Linked DNA regions of Homo sapiens: region 1 is linked to region 2. The links are chromatin contacts, found by Hi-C or POLR2A ChIA-PET in ENCODE. All regions are on one chromosome and are shown on one strand. The core of a region is the stretch at or near the end of the contact, and the rest is flanking DNA. Distances in the headings are between cores, read along the strand shown.

Region 1 (6,448 bases), core at 356-2,855, 580 kb before region 2:
ATACCTCCCTTTGAAGCAGCAAAATTCAATAATAAAATTAATATAATTGTATTTGTACTACCAGACAAATATTTGAGAATATTGTTCATATTTCAGAACAAATGTAGTGGGTTCTGTTTAACTCAATTATTTTGCATTTGCTAAGAATATGACAAAAATTTAAATTAATTTTCTCTCAAACAGTCCTAGGCTATCAAGATAGCTATAGAAACATATCTGAAAAAAGGTATTAGGTCAAAGTCTTATGTGTCATGACCTCTTCATGTGTGTATACAAGGTTATTTAATAATGAATCAAGATTTAATTCTCATTTTCTAAAAACAGTCATAAGATGATGGGTCCATATAATAATAGAAATCCTTTATTCATTGCACAAATGAGTAATATGTATCAACCAATTCAAGAAGGCTAAGGTAGAAAGCCATCAAGACATTTCTGCCACAACCCTGATGTTTTCTGCAGAGATGAAAAACATACGTTATCTAACTTTTCATATTAATACAAAAGAAAAACTTAATTTTTAAACCAACCACAATGGTTATATCATGGGAGTTTATTCAATATTTATTACTTTATTCTGACTGAATATCATTCGACAAAATTTTAACATGTTATGCAGTTACATGATTCAAAAAATTTAGAAGAGCACAGAATGGTAACTAGGGAAACGTCTCTCAACCTATCCCCACCTGACCAGTTTCCAACTCACCTACCCTCTTTCCCACCATGAAAATTAGTGACACCCAGGATGCATTTCTTAGTTAACCTTCCTGCTTCAGAATAATGCCTATTCCTAATTCGGCAGAAGAAAGAAATCATTCAGTTTTTAAAACTTAAACTACAATTTTTACAACAGAATAGCATAAAAGCCGTCCCTCTTATAAGATAACATCCTCTTATAAGATAGCAAATATTTAAATCTTAGGTTTCCTTTACCAGTATCTCTGAAATACAAGACTCAGGCAGAATAAACTAAATTGTGCCTGGCCCCATGCTATATCAATCCTCTTCAATGAGATATCACCATAAAGGTACAACTTTCATATTCATTCAATAATTTTCTATAGCAGTGTTTGTCAAACTTCAGCATGCATCCAAATTATCTGAAGGGCTTGTTAACATAGCCTGATCCTCAACCCAAGATATTATGATTCAGTAGCATTGGGGTGGGGCCTGAACACTGACAGCCATAAAATGTTCCCTGAGGCTGCTGCTGCTGCTGCTGCTCTAGAGACAACACTTTGAGAGCCTACTATATCTATTCATTGCTAAAACAAGGCACTGTTGGGGAAATACAATTATAGAAATAAAGATAACATCTTTGTCTCTGAAGATCACACTTTAGGGACAGAAGTAAAACCTGTAATGCTAAAGAATCTAGAGTGGGGTATGTAAGGACAATGCTAGCTGGGTGATGGATACACAGCAAGGGCTGGAGGGATTCCAGAGAAGCAGTCTGTGGGAAGTGGCATAAATTAATGGTGAGACAGGTTGACAACACTATGCTGTATTTATAAGAGAGTTTAGGTTTCAGGTACCATTAAAAGAAGAAAAATATGAGGCTTAATACCTCAAAAAGTGTTTCTCTATGTATGAAAAAAACAGGAAACCACAGAGAACTGAGGAGAGATACCACATCAGATGCCATTTAGAAGAAACACACGTCAGGCTCTGATTAAGGTTAACAAAATGCTGCTGTTTTTTTTAAAAAAAAAAGGAACACTTTTAAGAATATTAGGAAGCTGTTGATTTACAATGAAGTATAAATATGCAATTATGTCCAGCTTCATTATAATTACCATAAAACTAATGTCTAAGAAGTACATTTTTCTTTTCCAAATTAAAGTTTCAAATACTCAACACACAAAAGGGACATTGATCATGATACTCAGAGTAAAAAAAATATGATCAGGGAACCACTGACTTCAGAACAGTATAAATTTTATTTTTCGTATGAAGAAGTTAAAGCATTTTTGTTTCGTATATAAAGTATACAACGTAAAGTGGTCAAATTGTCAATATTTATTTTGTGTATAACATATAAAGTTTTTTTAAAAAGGCCAAATAGACATCTTCCACATCTGTTACTATAAAAATTATTCTAATCTAGCATTTACAGTGAATTCAATTCATAACTCTTTTGAGCACTCAGTGATTTCCCAGAGCCAGTTATACGAGATGTATGAACTTAAGAAAATTTTAGTCTAATGTACCCCTTCATAATAACAATTTACAAAAGGACAAGCTACATTTCCACAGTACTTGTGTAAATGAAACTTTGTCAGATTACTTGTGATAAACCTCAAATCCAAAGAGGCATTCACTGGAATCTTAATTAGTGGTAGTAATAGGGATTAGGGAGCCAGGGCACTATTTTGTTAACTTTTCATATATGAGTGTTTGCGCAACAGATAACCCTCATTTGATCACTTCAGCAAAACACCCATTATTGTGTAGGAGGTGGGGCTGGGGAACAGAGGTAGGGGGAAGGGGATTTCAAGAATGAAGAATAGAAATAGAGTACAACAACAAAGTCTTTAAAAACAAACAAAAAAATTAGATTATTCTAAACTGTTGCACTAAGGCTCTAAACTTTCTTAAGACTAAGTGGCTACCATTCTTCTCTGAGGTATATGAGAGGAAGTGAACCCAGAAAGCATGAATTTTCACACCTCCATTTAAACTTCTGCAAAAAGACAGTGGTGGTTTCTACTACCTCTTCCTTTAGAGATGAAGCAAATGAGAGAAAATATCAATAGCAAATTGTTTTACAAATGTAGAAATTTCAGGGTGCTGGCAGAGACCTGGGAAGAAGAAAAGGGAAGAGAGAGAGAGAGAGAGAGAGAGAGAGACAGAGAGAGAGAGAGAGAGAGAGAGAGAGAGAGAGAGAAAATAAAAAGGCCAACTAAACTCCAAGTTTTCACTAATCCAAAAATCTTTCAATATATTCTATTGACCCTTACAATTATAAACCACTTAAGTTGCAGGCTGAATCGCTTTTAAAATACAGTGAACAAGTATAAGTAACTGTCAATCTACAAAGAATAGAATACATGACCAATGGATAGCCATGCACCTGTAATAATAATATAATTTCAGGATCTTTTTATTTCAAATAAGAGTAAGAACTGCCATTTATTGATGGCTTACTACCACCTATCTATTACACAGAAATCTATTAATGACTTTTTGTTAAAGTGATAGTTCTGTTCATATAATATCATGAGAGATAAGAACATGATAAATAAGACTATGTTATAATCCTGTTATTAGATAATGAGTTCTAGTCTGTCTACCAAAAAACAATAGTAATCCTCTTTAAAGTCTTGAAAAACAGTATCTTTTCTTTTTTTTTTTTTTTTTTTTATTATACTCTAAGTTTTAGGGTACATGTATGTGCACATTGTGCAGGTTAGTTACATATGTATACATGTGCCATGCTGGTGCGCTGCACCCACTAATGTGTCATCTAGCATTAGGTATATCTCCCAATGCTATCTCTCCCCCCTCCCCTGACCCCACCACAGTCCCCAGAGTGTGATATTCCCCTTCCTGTGTCCATGTGATCTCATTGTTCAATTCCCACCTATGAGTGAGAATATGCGGTGGAAAAACAGTATCTTTTCAAAGACAATGGGATTAATCAGATGCAGGGAAATAAATCTGGAAAGGTGTCAGCTGGTCAGTAGTTGACAAATCACTTAATCTTCCAGGCTTGTTTTCTCCTGTGTAAATGTGGAGAAGTGTATTAGATATTCTAATTTGAAAATCCTGCAATTTTAAGAAAAGGTAAGAAGAATGGAAAATAGAAAGTGTGAGGAGAATGATTTCTTTTAAAAAAAAAAAGGTAAAATATTTTCATGAAACCACTAGTTCATAAAAGGCTACAGGGTTTTAGTTTCAACTGATAGGAAAAAATGAAAAACATTTCATACAACAAAGGGTGAACATCAACAGAAGCCAGGGTGTTTGCAAACAGGAACTTCTGTATACTACTGGTGTGAATGAGAATTTACACAGCACTTCTAGAAGGCAATTTGGAAACAAATTTCAAAAGCCTATACATTATGACTAAGAACATCTACTTCTAGGGATTTCACCTAAGGAAATTATGTCCAAAAAATACATAGCAGCCAAAGGCCCATCCACAAGTCTTTTATATGCAGTGTTGTTTATAAGAGCAAAATATTTGAAAACAAATACGTTCACTAGTAACAATTTTGTGCAGAAAAATATTTATTGTCGTGGAAAAGTGTTCATGGGATACTACTAAATGGAAATAGTATTTTTAAAATTTTGTCCTTTATGATCCAATGTTAAACTATAATGTCTGGAGATGCCACAAATTTAATAACTGGCTTGTGGAAGGGATTATAAGTGATTTCAAAAATATATTTTCTGTATTTGTTCATGGTTTTTAACTTTTTATATGTCTAATATGCTCTAGTGTACTAAAAGAATAGAAGATGTACTAAAACTTTTAAATGTATATAATCGTAGAAGAATCAATGAAAACCACAAAGCAGTGTCTGCTTATGACATAGCTTTATATGTAGAAAATACAAAAATTTTACAGATTAAACTATAGGAAATAAGAAAATTGAACATGGTTGCTGAACACAAAATTGATATAAAATATCAGTTGTAGTTTTATATTGGCTATATATAACTAGAAAATGAAACTTTAAACATTTAATTTTTATAATGCTATCTAAAAGTCCCAAATAAATAGAAATAAAGCTAACAATAGATGAGCAAGGCAAAAATATCAACATACACCCATACACAGAGATATAAAAAACATAAATAAAGGTATGTAACACTTTAATGGTAGATTCATATTATAAAGAGTCAGTTCTTCCCAAATTAGTCTAAAAATTTAATGTAACTCAAATAAACAATCCCAGGAGGTATTTTTTGTAGTAGATACTAAAAACTGGTTCTGAACTTTATGGGACATGCAAGAGTCAAGAACAAAAAAGGTAATCTTCACTAGGAACATTAACAAGTATGTACTCTTTACATTAATTAAGACAATGTGGCATTGGTACAAGCATAAACAAATAGATGGAACAAAACTAAAATTTTAGAAACTTATGTACCCATATATAAACACTGGATGATAGAGTTTGGGTATTTGTTCCCCCCAAACCTCATATTGAACTGTAATCCTCAATTTTGGAGGTAGAGCCCAGTGGGAGGTGATCGGATCATGGGAGCATATTTCCAATGAATGGTTTAGCACCATCTCCTTGGTGCCATCCTGACGACAATGAGTTCTTACAAGATCTGGTTGTTTAAGTGCACGGCACCTCCCCTTGCTCTCTCTTGCTCCTGCTCTCACCACATGTGACATGCAGGCTCTGTTTCACCTTCTGCCATGAGCAAAAGCTCTCTGAGGCCTGCCTGGAAGCCAAGCAGATGCTAATACCATGCCTGTACAGCCTGCATAACCAAGGGCCCAATAAACCTCTTCTCCTTGATGTTATATATCCAGTTTCTGTGTTAGGTTGTTTTAGCAGTGCTATAAAGAAATACCTGAGACTGGGTAATTTATAAATAAATAATCAAATGAATAGGTTAATTGTGGTACAGCTATACAATGAAGGAAGGAGAATGAACAAAGTACTGCTACATGCAAGTAAAGAGTTGAATTCCATAAACATAAAGAGAGGAAGAAGCCAGTTTTTTCCAAAAGAGTATAATTAGTATGATTTCAACTATGTATGATTTATGATGGCATGTATCAGAACTACTGGGTGGTGACTATGTGCGACTTTCTGACGCGCTGAGAGAGGGCGTCTTCCAAGATGCAGGCAGCAAGGTATTACTACTTTATCTGGGTAGGAGATAAACATGGATACATACTGTAAACATGGATTATGTTTACTTCATAAAAATTTCTCACTCTATATGTATGATTTGTGTACTTTTCCCCATGTACATTAAACTTCAATCATATATTTAAATTTTAAAAAATATTACACTAAAAATCTAAGACTAAAAATCAGATACATGGGAATGAACAAAGTAACTACCATAATACAAACAAGGAAATCAACATGTTTGTTTATTGTTGGTTTGTTTTGTTGCTGTGGTATTAGTGGTGGCAGGTGTTTAAGATCCATTGTAGCTCAGGAATATATACTGTCATCCTCATTTTAAACAAAAAGAAAATATGTTCTATATTCAGCAGCCCAACTCTATTTCTAATTTTATGTAAATGTTGTCAGAAAATTCACCTTGATCAACTAAGATATGTTCAATGTCAGTATCTTTAAACAGAGGGCAAGCTTTGTTCAGAAGATAATAGGATATTTGTAACATATTTGATATGTTTTGATTACATTATGGACACAAAATATTAGCGCTGTGATTCCTAAATCTGTTGACATTTTGTATACAGTTATTCCTTAAATCCAACCTTCTTTTATCATGACTCCATTTT
Region 2 (6,224 bases), core at 436-2,935:
TCATATAGGCACTATTTTTTACTTTTTAAAAATTGCTTTTTACATCTTATGGATTTCCTAAATAATGAAAAAGATAAAAATTAGTTATGTAAGATCTTTGATGCATATCTATTTTATATTTTATAAGTCATGATTTGACTTTTGAAAAAATTATTCTTTAACAATTTTACTTCCTCTATCTGAGGTAGTTTCTCTTCTCACTATTTCATCAATTTTATCATTTAACACTGGGCTCAATGTATATCCTCTTAATGAATTTCTTTCTGATCACAATTCCGAGTTATTATGGTAATTAACACTAGCAAAAGTTATCTATCACAACATTTTTATAGTATTCTTTAAACCCTTTATTGTGAGATAAATGTAATAAAACTGTGATTGTTTCATCCTTGTACTTGAATATCTAGCTGGGTGCTTGGTACATGACAAGGATTCTATAAATCACTATGGCCTACTGGCACCCATCTTGAGCAAGCTAGCACTATGAACCACAGAGAGTAAGCCTAGGAATCTCTCTGTCCCCAACTCTGCTCCCATGCTTGCTTCTCTACCCTGCACCTGAGATTCACTGCTATTCAAGGTCACCATCTATTGGGGGAAATCAGCAATTGGCAACTGCCAGGCACCAAGTAGTGGAATCTCGGTCAGGAAATCATCAACTCCATGAGTCACCACGCCTCTAGCCACCTGCCTAAGTTGAAATGACTGGGCTTTCTGGGAAAAGAAGGCATACAAGGATCTGGGTATGACTGGGACAGAGACTAAATCTGACCAAGGTAGCTGCCACTCCACCCCCAAACAGGCCCCTCCACCTCAGGATAGTTTCTCCTGGTTTGAAGAATATCTCCAGCTGACTGCAGCAGTTCAAGCTGGCCCACCGCCATTCACAGTCTATCCCAGGCAAACGGGATAGGGCAAGGCAAGAGTGTTCTCTCTTTATAAGTAACTAGGTATATAATGTCTTCTACTTTTCCTTTGGGTCTGCAAAGCTAAATACTTTTACCAAAAAAAAAAAAAAGTTTACTGATCCTTGCTACAGATTATTAAATTTTAATTTATGACTTGTCTTCCTCAAAGGATTATAAACTCCTTGAGGCAGCAAAAAGTATAATTGTCCCACCATGCTCAGTAATTATTAGATGATTAATTGTTTGCTTTCACCAATCTATATTCTTTAGCATCAAAATCTTCTATTTTTCCTCCATTTAATCCCACTATAAGTTGACAACTTTGAAAGCTACTTATATTTCAGAATAAGAGATAATGATGCAGGATTATTACTTATCTGACATGTTTAAAGAAAACATCAAAAAATTAAAATAGAAGTGTCATATCTATTAGCTAGCAATGACAAAAAGAAAAATACAAAAGAGGCCACAGGTCGTATAAAAAATTTTTAAAAGAAAACAGAATTCTAAATTAGGATTTATTTCACTCCAGGATATTAAATATTTCAAGAGTTTTGAAAGAAACTATCTTCTCCCTTCTGAGGTCTCAATCTATTTGTCTCAGCATGTTAGACATTGAGCCCTTGCCTGTCTCACCTGTTCTTCGCCTCCCACAAGGCCTGTGACTCAAGTGTACCACATGTGAAGTGTAGTCATGAGGCAACTGCTCTAAAAGACATTATTTCATTGACAGATGCAGTGTGCCCTAAGGATTATAGAAACTACTGCTCATGTTTTACTAATTCTTCTGGTCACTAAGTAGACCTCCACCTGTATATCAAGAAAATGACTTATGCCATCATCTGATTTGTGCTAGTCAATCCATTCTGCATTCCTGGACTGTAAGATCATTTGTGCTCAAGGTAAATACTAGCTGTTCTCAGGATGTGTTTACTTCGGGAATTTTGGAACTGGTTGAGGAAAGGTCTCAGGTGAAAGGTATTGATAAAAGAAAAGCTTTATTACATTTATCTTTTAAAGAATTTATTAAAGCATTCAGTGACTCATGAATCAAGGCAGCTTCAGACCACAAGTGGTTAGCACTCTGCCAGGAGGGGCAAAAGGGGAAACTTTTCTGAAGGGTTTGCAGAAGCACGACAAACAAAACAACTTTGGTTAGAATGGAAAGTTCCTAGTTAGAAGTTAGTTAGTAATTTCTTTTCTTTCTTTCTTTCCTTTTCTTTGGGGGTTGGGGTTCTTATTTCAGGTGCTGTATTTGAAAATATATTATAACACAAATACATTGTATAACTTCATGTAAAATGGATCTGGTTTTCCAATATGACAGGGTACAAGTCTCAAATCTAATTCTCCACCTCGCTTTCAGTCAATGATAGCCTCTGTTTTCAGAGAAAAGAACACCCTCATTCGCTTGCTCCCTCAGCTTCCTGGCCAACAATTCACTATCTTGCCTGCATTATTTTCCATCCCTTCGAGATTTATTTCTGTCCATGGAAAGTGGTGTTTAGTCCTTTATCTAAAGTTACTCTCTTCCTAAATTGGTTTCCTTACCTTCTGCTCCCCATTTTTTTCCAGCATCTCCATTCTCTCCTTCTTTGCTTGCTTATTCCCACAGTTAGTGATTTCTGATTGGTAGAGTTACCCTAGTTTCCATTTACTGTTTACATTGGGCTTTGATTTGTTCACCAAAGAATTTGAAGTGCCAGAGCCACCCCAGTCTAAAGGTCTCTAAATTCGATTAAAAAAAAAACAGTATGTTTAAATGAAAAAGACTAGAAAACAACATATCTGAGAGGATGATGTATGATGACTTTTCACAATGAAACTCGTCTGTCAGATGGGGTTTGTGGATATCTATTACATGTTATCTCCTAAATATCTGCAGGGAGGACCCTGTGCATAGTCACATGGAAAGGCACATTCTTTAAAAATGTTGATTGTAAATATTCAGATACATCCAATGTGCTGGGAGGAAATAATTATTACTGTTTAAGGTATTACCATTTTCATACAATTTTAAGGACTTTCAGAGTGCTTCAGCTGTTTGGAGCTTGATTCGAGGGAAATTGAGCGTGTGTGTGTGTGTGTGTGTGTGTGTGTGTGTGCGTGTGTATGTGTACGTCTTAAAACTTTCTGTTCCCAAGGTTCTACATAACTGTCCTCCTAGCTCATATGGAAAATGTTTTGTCTTAGTCTGTTCAGGCTGCTATAACAAAATGCCATAAATTGAGTAGCTTATAAATAACAAAAATTTATTTTTCATCGTTCTGGAGGATGGGAAGTCTAAGATCAAGGTGCTAGTATATTGAGTATCTGGTGAGAACCGACTTCCTGGTTCACAGATGACTGTCTTTTCATTGTAATTTCACATGGCATAAAAGGAGGGATGGCCTCTTTGGGACCTTTATTTTTTTTTAATAAGGATATTAATCCCTCTCATAAATTCTCTGCCCTCATAACCTAATTATCTCCCAAATGACCCATCTTTTAAAACGATCCATTGAGGATTAGGATATTAATATATAAATTTTGTAGGGACATAAACATTTAGAACACTGCAGGCTTGTTTTCTGCAAAGCAAAATGTGTAGGTGGTTCATATCTTCCCATCGCTGCTATCACCTCCATGTATAAATGACTTAGCCTTGTGGCAAAACTCTAATTCTATCCACCATGAAATGTTTCTTCTAGTATATATAAAAGAAACTCTAGAATATTCCTGTTCATTTTTAATGGAATGAAAATAATTTACATGAACTTAGGATACTTTTTCAACTCTCTATAGCCACATAAAACTGGCCAAATCAGCTCATGCCCTTTAGGAAATAAGAGAACAAGATAGATGAAAATCAAACCAATAAATGTGTTGTGAAATTATATATATGGAAATTAAGTAGGGAGATCTAGACAGTAATTTCCTAAACACACCATTTTTAGACTTAGTATTTCTTATAGACATCACCTTTTCTTTTTCTTGTGGTTGGAAGAAAATTAAAATTGAAAGAGCAAGCTTTATGTTCACATTTTTAAGAATGCATTTGGAAAAGAAAACAAACAAAAATTTTGATTTTTTTTAAAGTGGGATTAAGTTAAGGTATGTCAACTGGGAGTGGACAGGAAGTTGAATTATTGATATTGGCTTGGCAATCCTTGAATAGTGGATTCAAGGAATGAACAATATCATCTTTCAACAGCCTCAAAAAAAGACCCAGATGACCTGATGGAGAAAAAGACTATATCAAACTTAAAATATGTTCTGCCATGTTTATTTGAATTCACTGCAACTACTGAGCTACAAACATGTGGACAAGTAGACAACTAGAAATCTGAAAGGAAACTGAACTTACTTCAAAGGAGGATCAGTAGGAGAGTACAAAGAATGTAAATCAGCACTTGTTGGGGAACTAAATGCTAGAACCAATGCTAGTCACTTTACATTCAAGTGACATTTAAAAGTCACAATAATGCTACAGGTTATGTATTATGGTTCCTATTTGAGATGAGAAAATAGAGGCTCAGAGATTGTAAATAATTTGCCACAAATCACATAACTTGTCAATCGTGATGGCGTTTAGTATTTCATGACATCATGCCAGAGAAACAATAGACCCCAGTATATATGAGTTCTTTTAATGCTATGTAGACATAGGTGGCAATTTGCTGTCATATTAGGAAGATAAAAAGTAGGGATTTTTTTATTTGCTTTAAGTTTTCTTATGTCTCCTGGTAAATAATATTATTTCTACTCCAGAAACCACAAAGAATTCTTGACTGTTCCTTAAGAGTCCAAGTAAGTTTTAGGTGAACACACTTCTTTTGATCTTTCCAGTATTAATACAAATTACTCATCCTGAAAGATCAATAATTATTGGCTTTTTTTTTTAGTTCCTAGGTCTGTGTTTCATGATGAGTCAATATGATGTGTTAGCACAGCACCATGAAAATGATGTGAAATGGCATCAGGGACTCGTGACTGATGGCCAGAAACCTAGCCAATTATGGGAAAAATTTTTTTCTCAAGAAGTCAGGAAAAGAAATGTCACCTTACATGCCAGAAGAAAACATCATGCTTCTTTGAAAGAAACTCATCCTAACAAAGCATTATTGAGTCATTGATGCCAGCTCAAAGCCTCATGCAGAAATCTAGTATGATGTTCCTTGTCCTTTTAGTTTTGGGACAAATGACCCAAATACATTCTCATAATTATCACGCTGATACAATTATGGTTTCCATAAACTCTCTTGTTCTTTTTTTTTTTTTTTTTCTTTTTTTGACAGAGTCTCATTCTGTTGCCCAGGCTGGAGTGCAGTGGCGTGATCTCGGCTCACTGCAACCTCCGCCTCCTGGGTTCACGCCAGTCTCCTGCCTCAGCCTCCCGAGTAGCTGGGGCTACAGGCGCCCGCCACCAAGCCTGGCTATTTTTTTTTGTATTTTCAGTGGAGATGGGGTTTCACCGTGCTAGCCAGGATGGTCTCGATCTCCTGACCTTGTGATCCGCCCGCCTCAGCCTCCCAAAGTGCTGGGATTACAGGCGTGAACACCGCGCCTGGTGGTTCTCTCTTGTTCTTATGTTTAATGAGTGTCAACAAATGCTACTGGAAGCAACAACTCTTCCTCATTAAACAAATGGCATCTTTCCAATCATTTAATTTGTAAAGTGTGAATTTCTCCTGAAGCAGATCTCTTCTCTTTCTCCAACCTGCACTTACGTCATGGCTCAGTCATTCAAAACTGTTACTAAAAATTTATACTCAGAGTCAAAGGCAGTGTATGTTTTACAGCATACACAACATCTAAAAGGGACAATATAATCTAAATATTTTCTATTACTCTATTAATATTGCTAGGTTTTCTCACTCATCCTATTATAGATCAGAAAAATAACAAGCTTATTTTCCCATCCTTGACTAGTTTTCTTCCTGTCACTTATCTGTGCTTTCATTCATTGGAAACATAGTTATCAAACACCAGATAGAAGTGTGCCAATCACCATCCCAGTCCCTGGGAGCCCAGACAAGAAGGAACTCTGCATGTCAGAGTCTCATACTCCAGTTAGGTAGACAAATACCCAAACAGACAATTACCAAGCACGTGTATGCACACTACAAACCAATGGCAGGAACCCCAACTATTGTTTTTCTGGAGGAGATAACATACTGAATTTTGATGAAATTAACATTTAAATTTTTACCTGGAGATAAATTTTTACCAACAGGGGTTTCCGAGATGAGTTCTCCCCAAACTATTTGCGACGTGGTGAAGAACCAATCGTTTTGTTTGTCTATTTTGTTTTGTTTATCTAACCCATTGCGGGAT

The links. A loop is a pair of places that touch in the nucleus more often than their neighbours do. ChIA-PET counts read pairs that join two places held with the same protein, here RNA polymerase II (POLR2A). Pooled maps may share reads with other maps.
Region 1: a map of CD4-positive, alpha-beta memory T cell shows a loop between it and region 2 (3-fold over the local background). The contact joins two enhancer-like sites. A Hi-C loop is called at or near these places in 2 of 168 maps with a recorded cell type or tissue (CD4-positive, alpha-beta memory T cell and heart right ventricle) and 10 of 50 pooled maps. POLR2A ChIA-PET finds 5 or more read pairs at or near these places in 1 of 52 experiments (naive thymus-derived CD8-positive, alpha-beta T cell).

The regions. Positions count from the first base shown.
Region 1 is chr3:105,751,671-105,758,118 of GRCh38, forward strand. All of the region lies in intron 4 of CBLB (Cbl proto-oncogene B), which reads right to left. Among named protein-coding and RNA genes, the nearest start is that of CBLB, 110 kb to the right of the region's middle. Within about 2 kb of position 1,606, at least 5 of the 41 ENCODE cell types and tissues checked have a DNase peak (open chromatin) inside an H3K27ac peak, as active enhancers do.
Region 2 is chr3:106,332,411-106,338,634 of GRCh38, forward strand. No RefSeq gene overlaps it. Among named protein-coding and RNA genes, the nearest start is that of CBLB, 470 kb to the left of the region's middle. Within about 2 kb of position 1,686, at least 3 of the 41 ENCODE cell types and tissues checked have a DNase peak (open chromatin) inside an H3K27ac peak, as active enhancers do.